3 separate regions of the Homo sapiens genome follow, and regions 2 and 3 are each linked to region 1. The links are chromatin loops, found by intact Hi-C in ENCODE. Cell type or tissue: GM12878. All regions are shown on one strand.

The links. A loop is a pair of places that touch in the nucleus more often than their neighbours do. Peaks named below come from ENCODE experiments on the same cell type or tissue, not always from the same donor. Only the 100,000 strongest peaks of a DNase experiment are listed, where the experiment ranks them.
Region 2: a loop joins it to region 1, with 1.9 times the contacts of the local background. A loop is called at or near these places in 1 of 110 quality-filtered maps.
Region 3: it touches region 1 in a loop (2.0-fold over the local background); 1 of 110 quality-filtered maps calls a loop at or near these places.

Annotation. Positions count from the first base shown.
Region 1 is chr1:81,599,647-81,602,146 of GRCh38, reverse strand. It overlaps a transcript of ADGRL2 not described here. Among named protein-coding and RNA genes, the nearest start is that of ADGRL2, 200 kb to the left of the region's middle. In GM12878, no CTCF peak of the experiment used is centred here; a DNase peak (open chromatin) is centred at 1,130.
Region 2 is chr1:81,741,338-81,743,837 of GRCh38, reverse strand. It overlaps a transcript of ADGRL2 not described here. Among named protein-coding and RNA genes, the nearest start is that of ADGRL2, 58 kb to the left of the region's middle. In GM12878, no CTCF peak of the experiment used is centred here; no DNase peak of the experiment used is centred here.
Region 3 is chr1:81,680,707-81,683,206 of GRCh38, reverse strand. It overlaps a transcript of ADGRL2 not described here. Among named protein-coding and RNA genes, the nearest start is that of ADGRL2, 120 kb to the left of the region's middle. RefSeq lists an enhancer at 358-926. In GM12878, no CTCF peak of the experiment used is centred here; a DNase peak (open chromatin) is centred at 1,345.

The sequences.
Region 1 (2,500 bases):
ACTGCTTCATGTGTTTTAATTTTTTTTTGTTTAAGTAGCAGAATCTATATATGGAGAGAGGTTTGCTTGAAACTCAGGAAGGGGCAGGTCTTCATTTGTGTTTGCAGCTTGTAGATTGGAATTAAAATTCGGAATGGTGCCTGGCTGATGCTCTCAGGCTCTTCCACACTCAGCCCTATTGCAGAAGCTCTCTTTTCCCATAACATCATCTCTTGAACTGTTCTGCCTTCCTTTTTCTTTCATTCTGCCTCTTTCTTCTCCCTATATATACTTTTCTGGCTCTGATGTTCACTAAACTGTTAAAAACCCTTTCCTTCCTGATTGAAAACATAGGTGGGGCAGAGAGGAATTATGTCTGAAATGTGAGAGGGTCACTACTGTCACATTTGTGAAATGACGAGAAAACATCTGAGGGAAAATCTGTGGAGGACGTTATTAACTGGGAAGAAATTGGCCACATTCTCAGATGAATCTGGAATATTTTGGGGGCTTTCCTTGTGCTGTTTTTTGTTAGTTAAGATTTCTTCTTCTCTCTCTCTCTTTTTCTGAGGCATAATCCTGGGCAGAAATAAAATTGCTTGAGTCAGGCTATCTTTCCACAAGGACATGGGGAAGAGGGGTTGTATGTGAATGTGCTAATATGATTCTAAATGCTTTCAAACTGTTCCTTTTAATTCTCTCTGTGGCATGTAATTCCTCAGGGACATACACCAAATTGATAAGATCAGTGCTAAAGTGAACTGTCTCTTCTGGTCCCCAGGAGCCTCTGACTGAAGAGTCAGCATACAATTGTGCATTAGTGGTGTTGCTGTCCTGTAGAAGAAACACTTCAGCACACTATTGACATCACAAACAAATTAAAAGACTCACCAAAGTTAATATTCTCACATTATAACAACATCTCCTATAAATTATTAAAGCCCACACAATTTATTACCCATGTTGGGGGAAAGAAAAGCAAGTTGAATCATGAGGCATGCTACTTAATGATTTATTTTTTTTGGTCTTCAATGTGTTGAGGTTTATAAATCATCCTGCTCAGCTCTGCACTGCGCCAAGGAAAACGCAGTTGCTAGTCATGCCCTCCTCTCACCAATGATCACCTGTGCACTGGATGGAAGCACACTCATTACTTGAGTGTCGATCAGCAGCTCTCTCTTTCAGACTGACTGTTCCTTTTCATTACTGTACTGCTTAAACATGGCACTGAATGAATATGATTTAAGACTTTAGATGATAGATCCAAGCCTTTCCAGAAATAAATATTAACTTCATTATTTAGGCAAGGTAGCCAAACTGATATTCTATCTCCAGGTTTTTAAGTAAATCAAAGTTTACTTAGAAATCTTGTGATCTAAAGTGTGGTCCTCCAGCTACACCACTAGTCTGTCTTGATTAATGTCATGTTTTTAAACAAACAAATATATTTTATTCCACTCTGAGTGGCATGTTTTATCTCTCATTCTACCACTGAACTAGGGCAAGTCATTCAAATTCTGAGAAACACATTTCCTAATCTATTCAATGAGCATGTTGTATTAGTCTCTAAATTATTATCTTCCAGATATAAAATTCTGATAGAGTGCAGAACTGCAAATCAGGCAGCAATTTGCCCTGCTGCTGGTGTTCTTGAGAGCCCTGTGCATATTTGCCTGGGGCATCTCTCTGCGTTTGCCCTAAGTTAGGTCTAAGAGGCCTGGGGTCTACTCTAGGCCTGTCTGCCCCTTCTTGTCTATGCTGGCCATAGAAGAGAAGAAAAATTTCAAGAGGAAATGAGCTATATTGAGAAGAAGTTTGAGATGGATTAGAGCCACTGAGATTCTTCTAGAAATAATGGGCAAATGTTCTAACAATTCTAAAAGTTCCTCCGGGGTTAGTTTACAATTCAAGGCTTTGCCATCCATTTGGTCTGGCAGTCTTTACTTACTTGCACATGTGCCTTTAATGGTACAGTCCTATTCCAGGCTGGACATCTTAAGTACAAACACTGATCTATGCTCTGGAAGAGTCACCAGCATGTCTGATTTTGAAAATAGCATCACATATTACTGTCTTAAAGTTAGCAGAAAAATAAACGCTCAAGTGTAAACTAAAAAGGCATGTAAATACAAGTTGTTTTAATACAGTTTCTCTTGTAAAGGCAATTTGATACACATACTTCTTAGGAACGAAAATAATAGACATCAATAATGCATGGGCTACACATTTAATTTGCTTTGCAGAAGTAAACAAACATGCCTGTATTTTTCATATGGAGTCTCAAAACTTGGGAAACATAGTTGGAACTTTTAAAATGTGTTATTTTAGATTACATCTGATAAGCCTGCATTTGTATCCCTGTCTCTGATGTCACCTAAATGGACATCACTTAAGCTTAATGAGCCTCGGTTTTCTCATCTGAAAAATGGAGAGAGCAATACTTAGCTGCTTCATAGGACCAATGTGCAGTTAACAATAGATGATGATGAATTTTTTAAAAAAAATTAAACTGTATGGAAAG
Region 2 (2,500 bases), 140 kb before region 1:
AAACTGTGCCCTACAATTAAAGCTGGTGAACTAGAGGCACATAGAAGAACAAATTAAGATCCACTCATCACCACATATATGTGGTTACGACAATAGAAAATTGCATGTGAACATCATACACGGTAATAAGGGAGCTTTGCACTGGGAGAAAAAAGTAAAATGTGAGTTATAAGTCACAGTAGGTTAATAGATGACTGCTAGCTCTAATTTGCTCATTTTCTTATAGAACCTTTAATTACTTCATTTCTAATGCACTTAGGTTTGCCAGTAGTAGTCTTTTTTATTCTTCTAATAATAATTCCTAAGGTACATCCTATAAATTATCCCTTTCCTTTTCCTCTCTTTCCTCTCTTTAAACAATTCTGAGAAATGGAGAAAAAAAATGTGAACTATAATTTTAAATAACTTCTTTGGATTAATACAAGTGCAAAAAAAAAAAAAAAACCTTCTGTTATTAGCACTCTGCTTTCCTGCCCCCATAAGAATGTCCCTATTTTTATACATGCCAATTTGTCAGCTGCAGCCATTGCTGCTGACCTGCCGTTTTCTATTAAAGCACCAACTCTAGACAAACAAGCCCTCTCCATTCATTCCCTACATTCTTTACTTCTTTAACTTGTTCTAATTCCAGGTTTGCTCTAAGAACCCTTAATTTCAAAAACCCTCATTAGGCTGGAGGAAAGTACTTCAAACTTTCTGTTTCCTTTTACTCTGTAAAAGGCTAGCTTTCTCCCTAAACTCATTTGTTCAGTTTTGTCTCTTAGCTTCCTTACCTCTTACATCACTCTTTTGCAAGAACGGTGCCTTAAAAAAAAAATTCTCTAAGCCCTGTCCCTCTTGTCTTTAAGATGCTTCTGCAAATCTCACCTCTAGATTAAGTGGAAGAGATAAGTGTTAGTACTGAACTTGCCCAACAATTTAAGTGATGACTATTCTATATTTGATAAAACAGCAACAACTCACAATTTAGAAATTCTGGGAAAAGCAATGGCTTGGAGACAGAGAAAAATTTGTGGTAAGACTGACTCTGTGGCAAATATTAATAATTAAATACAAAAATAATAGAATATTTTTCTTGCAAACATAGAGACATTCATTCAGTTATGCATTCATTCATATCATAAACTTTCCTAATCTCTTAGTACGCTAGGGGCTGGAATGATAATAACAATCACAACAGGAAAAATGTCTCTTTTCTGGAGTGTTGATTTATGGAATAAGTTTTTGTTTCAGTTCTTTCGTTGCATTCTTAACTCTTCACATGATGCCAAAAGAAGGAATTTGCATCTTTTGAAGGCAAAATATACAAATTAGACATAACACACTTGATTTTAAATGTTGAATTCAATGTCATCACTCTCAAAATCTTTAATCAGAGTAGTCTAAAGTATGATAGTAAAGGGATGGATTTGAAAATTGAAATGTTTTCTTCTTTTTCCTTTTCTCTTTTTTCCACTAATGGAAGAACAGTACAAGAGTTTAGCAATATGAAGAAAAGAGGGATAGCCATACATTAGATAACAAACCTTTAATGAGTGAAGTTGTTTATGATTCCTAAGGAAACTACACTTAAACAAATTATATTTCATATGTTTTTATAGATTTGATTTAAAGCATCCTTTTATGCCCAACGAACTAGGTAGGAAACATACTATTCCCAGTTTAAAAGAGAAAAAAATTTAAAGAAATCATATGGCTAGTAGACAAAGCCAGGATTGAAGCTAAAACAGGATTTCCAAATCCTGGACTGATATTTTCCCCACTATAATACATACTACTGCCTTTTAAAAATGCACATGCTAATGTAAACCTAGGGCAGGAAAACTTCAGTCTTTTGTCATACAAATAGTAAAATATACACCACATTCACAGTTAGCTTATGTTTTATATATTACATAGATAATAAGATATTTGAAAACAAATTAAATTTGTATCAAAATCCTTGGCAAAGTTTGCAGTTTCCTTTTGTGTGTTCAATTTTTTGATAAAATTTTAATATATATTTTATATTACAGTAGGAAAAAAGCATGTATACTTTGATTTCAAAGTCAAGTGAATTTTGAAATTCTGAGGCATGGCTCTGACATCAAAGATATTCAAATAATCACCACACTGATAACATTAACTTGATTGAATATTGCAGTCCTCTTGGTTAGAAATATTTAAAAGTTGTCTTTGGTTGATTTCTCTTACTAAGAAAAATATATCTTCCAAAGGGAATTCTGTCAGGGGCTATTACTGCATTTGCTTTTAGAGGAAAAGTAGATAGATTTGTGTAAAATTCACATGTACCTTTAAATTTTAAGTGCAAGAGATCCCAAGCCTTATAAGAAGTAAAGGTAATACTCTACGAAATTTAATTGAATATATCCAATTATGATGTTCTAGTATGATCATTACTATGTTAAAGTTGATCTCAAGATGTGAATGTTGAAATGTAAAGACTAGATCTGCGTGAACTATGTTTTAGTATCTCAGTGGTTAGCACTAAAAATGTAAA
Region 3 (2,500 bases), 81 kb before region 1:
CTGAGAAATATGCACATTCATGTCTATTCAGAAAACAAAACCCATTTTCTTTTCTTTATTTACTTTTTATTTTTGAGATAGAGTCTCATTCTGTCACCCAGGCTGCAGTGCAGTGGCACTATCTCAGCTTAGTGCAACCTCCTTCACCCTGGTTCAGACGATTCTCCTACCTCAGCCTCCTGAGTAGCTGGGATTACAGGTGCCTGCCACCATGCCCAGCTAATCTTTGTATTTTTAGTAGAGACAGGGGTTTCACCATTTTGGCCAGGCTGGTCTCGAGCACCTGACCTCAGGTGATCCACCCGCCTCGGCCTCCCAAAGTGCTGGGATTACAGGCGTGAGCCACTGCGCCCGGCCCAAAACAACCCTTTTTCACGAACATTCTAAAGCACTTTCATGGACAAACCTGTATACCAGGTTAAGAACTTCCATAAAGGCAAAGCCCTTGAATGGTGACCTTCAAGGTCCAGAAGAGGGCTTTTAAGAAAAGGTTTATTTTAAGGTTCAGAACAATAGACTCCTATATAGCGTTATCACACATTCCATCCATTCCAAGAGACTGAATTGAAAGAAACAAATATGCACATGGAGCTGCCCCCTCTCTGTGGAGGTAATGGAATTTTCATGCACACACCACAGGGTAGAAGAATTCAAAGGCGCTTGTTTAAGCCAGATGACATGCAGCCACGTTATGGCCAGACCACACTAGCCTCACATCCAAAGAGACACACACAGTAGGTTCACTGCAGTGAAGCATATGAAACATAGTAGAGGTATGGAGTTTGTGCCTTTGAAGCTTAACGTCAATCTTAAGATAGTTCCTAAACAAATGAAAAAAGAAATTACTGTCATTAATCACTCTCTGATTCTTAACAATATTTTTTTCCTCAGTCCTAAAATTTAAGCCGATTACCAGCCATTCCCTGAGATTCAAAGGCCAGGGAAGAACTTGCATGAGAAAACAATGTGTATGCATCTCAGTTGTCTTTTCTGACCCCTCATCTCCTCTCTTTCCAGCAACAGCTTCCTTCCTGTAATACTTTCCTTCTTGCAATGGCAAAGAAAAAGAAAAATACACACACACACACACACACACACACACATATATATGTATATATATGGAACTTTCTAACTGAGCCAACTTCAAATTGCCAAACCAAAATCTGGAAGGTTGCTTTTTAAAATGCTTTTGTAGCCAAACAGATGTATTTCTAAATTTTACTTCATTCACTGGCTTCTCCCCACTATATTTAGGATTCATTGCTCATTTTCTTATCATTTTCCATTTCATTGCTTTTGTTTCACATTCAAGTAACTGTAGGTCAAATGTACTCCAGACTATTCTGTTAAAGACGTGTTAAAATCAAATAGAAACTGCATGATTAACGATATGAATCATCCATTTTATAAAAAAACAAGAAAGTAAACAAGTGCTTGGCAAAGCCCCACCTGCTTTGCTGCTGTTGCGGTGCTATGCATATGGTGAGGAAAACAATTCCCCCTTCTCAAGGCTGAACTAAAATTAGGCTCCACCTGCAAGATGTTAATGAAAACTTACACAGCTGCATTCCAGAAACAAGTTACACAGATTGCTTTTGGAAAGCTCTGTGTAAAAGCAAACTTGTTAGCTCTTTGCCTAGTTCCCAAACTGTAGTATTAATTTTAATGTCAATTATTAGCACAATAACCAACTGATAAGTAACCTCAAAATAGATCTGATACATCCGATAGGAAATACACCGGGACTTTATCCACACATATTGCTGAGTTTAACCCTTTACTCACACATGCATTCTTCCTGTCTCTTCTTTGGCACTGGCTTTCAAACAGAAGACAGGAGAACATGTGAAGTCACTGGAATGGGTCCCAAACAGTTCCAGTTCACATGGAGGCTCCCCTTATCCACATGCTGCTTACTGGCAAGAAGAATGAGAAGCACATGCTTCCTTTGCCCTCCATCCCTTCTGCAGGTTCTCAAGCTTTCTTTGGTAAAGACTCAAATAGGAACCAAATTACATCAGACTCACATCCACCTTTCTCTTACAGATTTAAGATATAGAGGCAGCTGGTGAATTCTTACCAGAGCAAGCAGTCTCTCTGCTTCATTTCCAGGTCAAGTCTTCACAGCTCTGTTCTATAGGCCAAAGGGCTCATTCTTGATCCTCATTACTTTCCTAGGTCTTACTATAGTGCTTATCCTTGGAGGGAAGATGTATTATAGTTTAATTATTTAGTAAACTATGTGTGTCAAAAAATTCAAGAAGCTGCCATTGGGGGATGGAGGATCTCTGCCTTTTAAAAATCCCAGCCTTGAAAAAAATTCCTTTTCATCACTTCCTTTACTTGTAATTTCTTTAGTTTTATCAAGGAGCAGGAAATGCATGCAGTTGTTCTGAGTTGATCTATGTTCCCAACATTGCAGGTGTCATTGTATAGATTCTTAATATTTTCATACTTGCCCCTTCTTTAAGGCTCTGATACAATTTAAAAAAAATTTTTT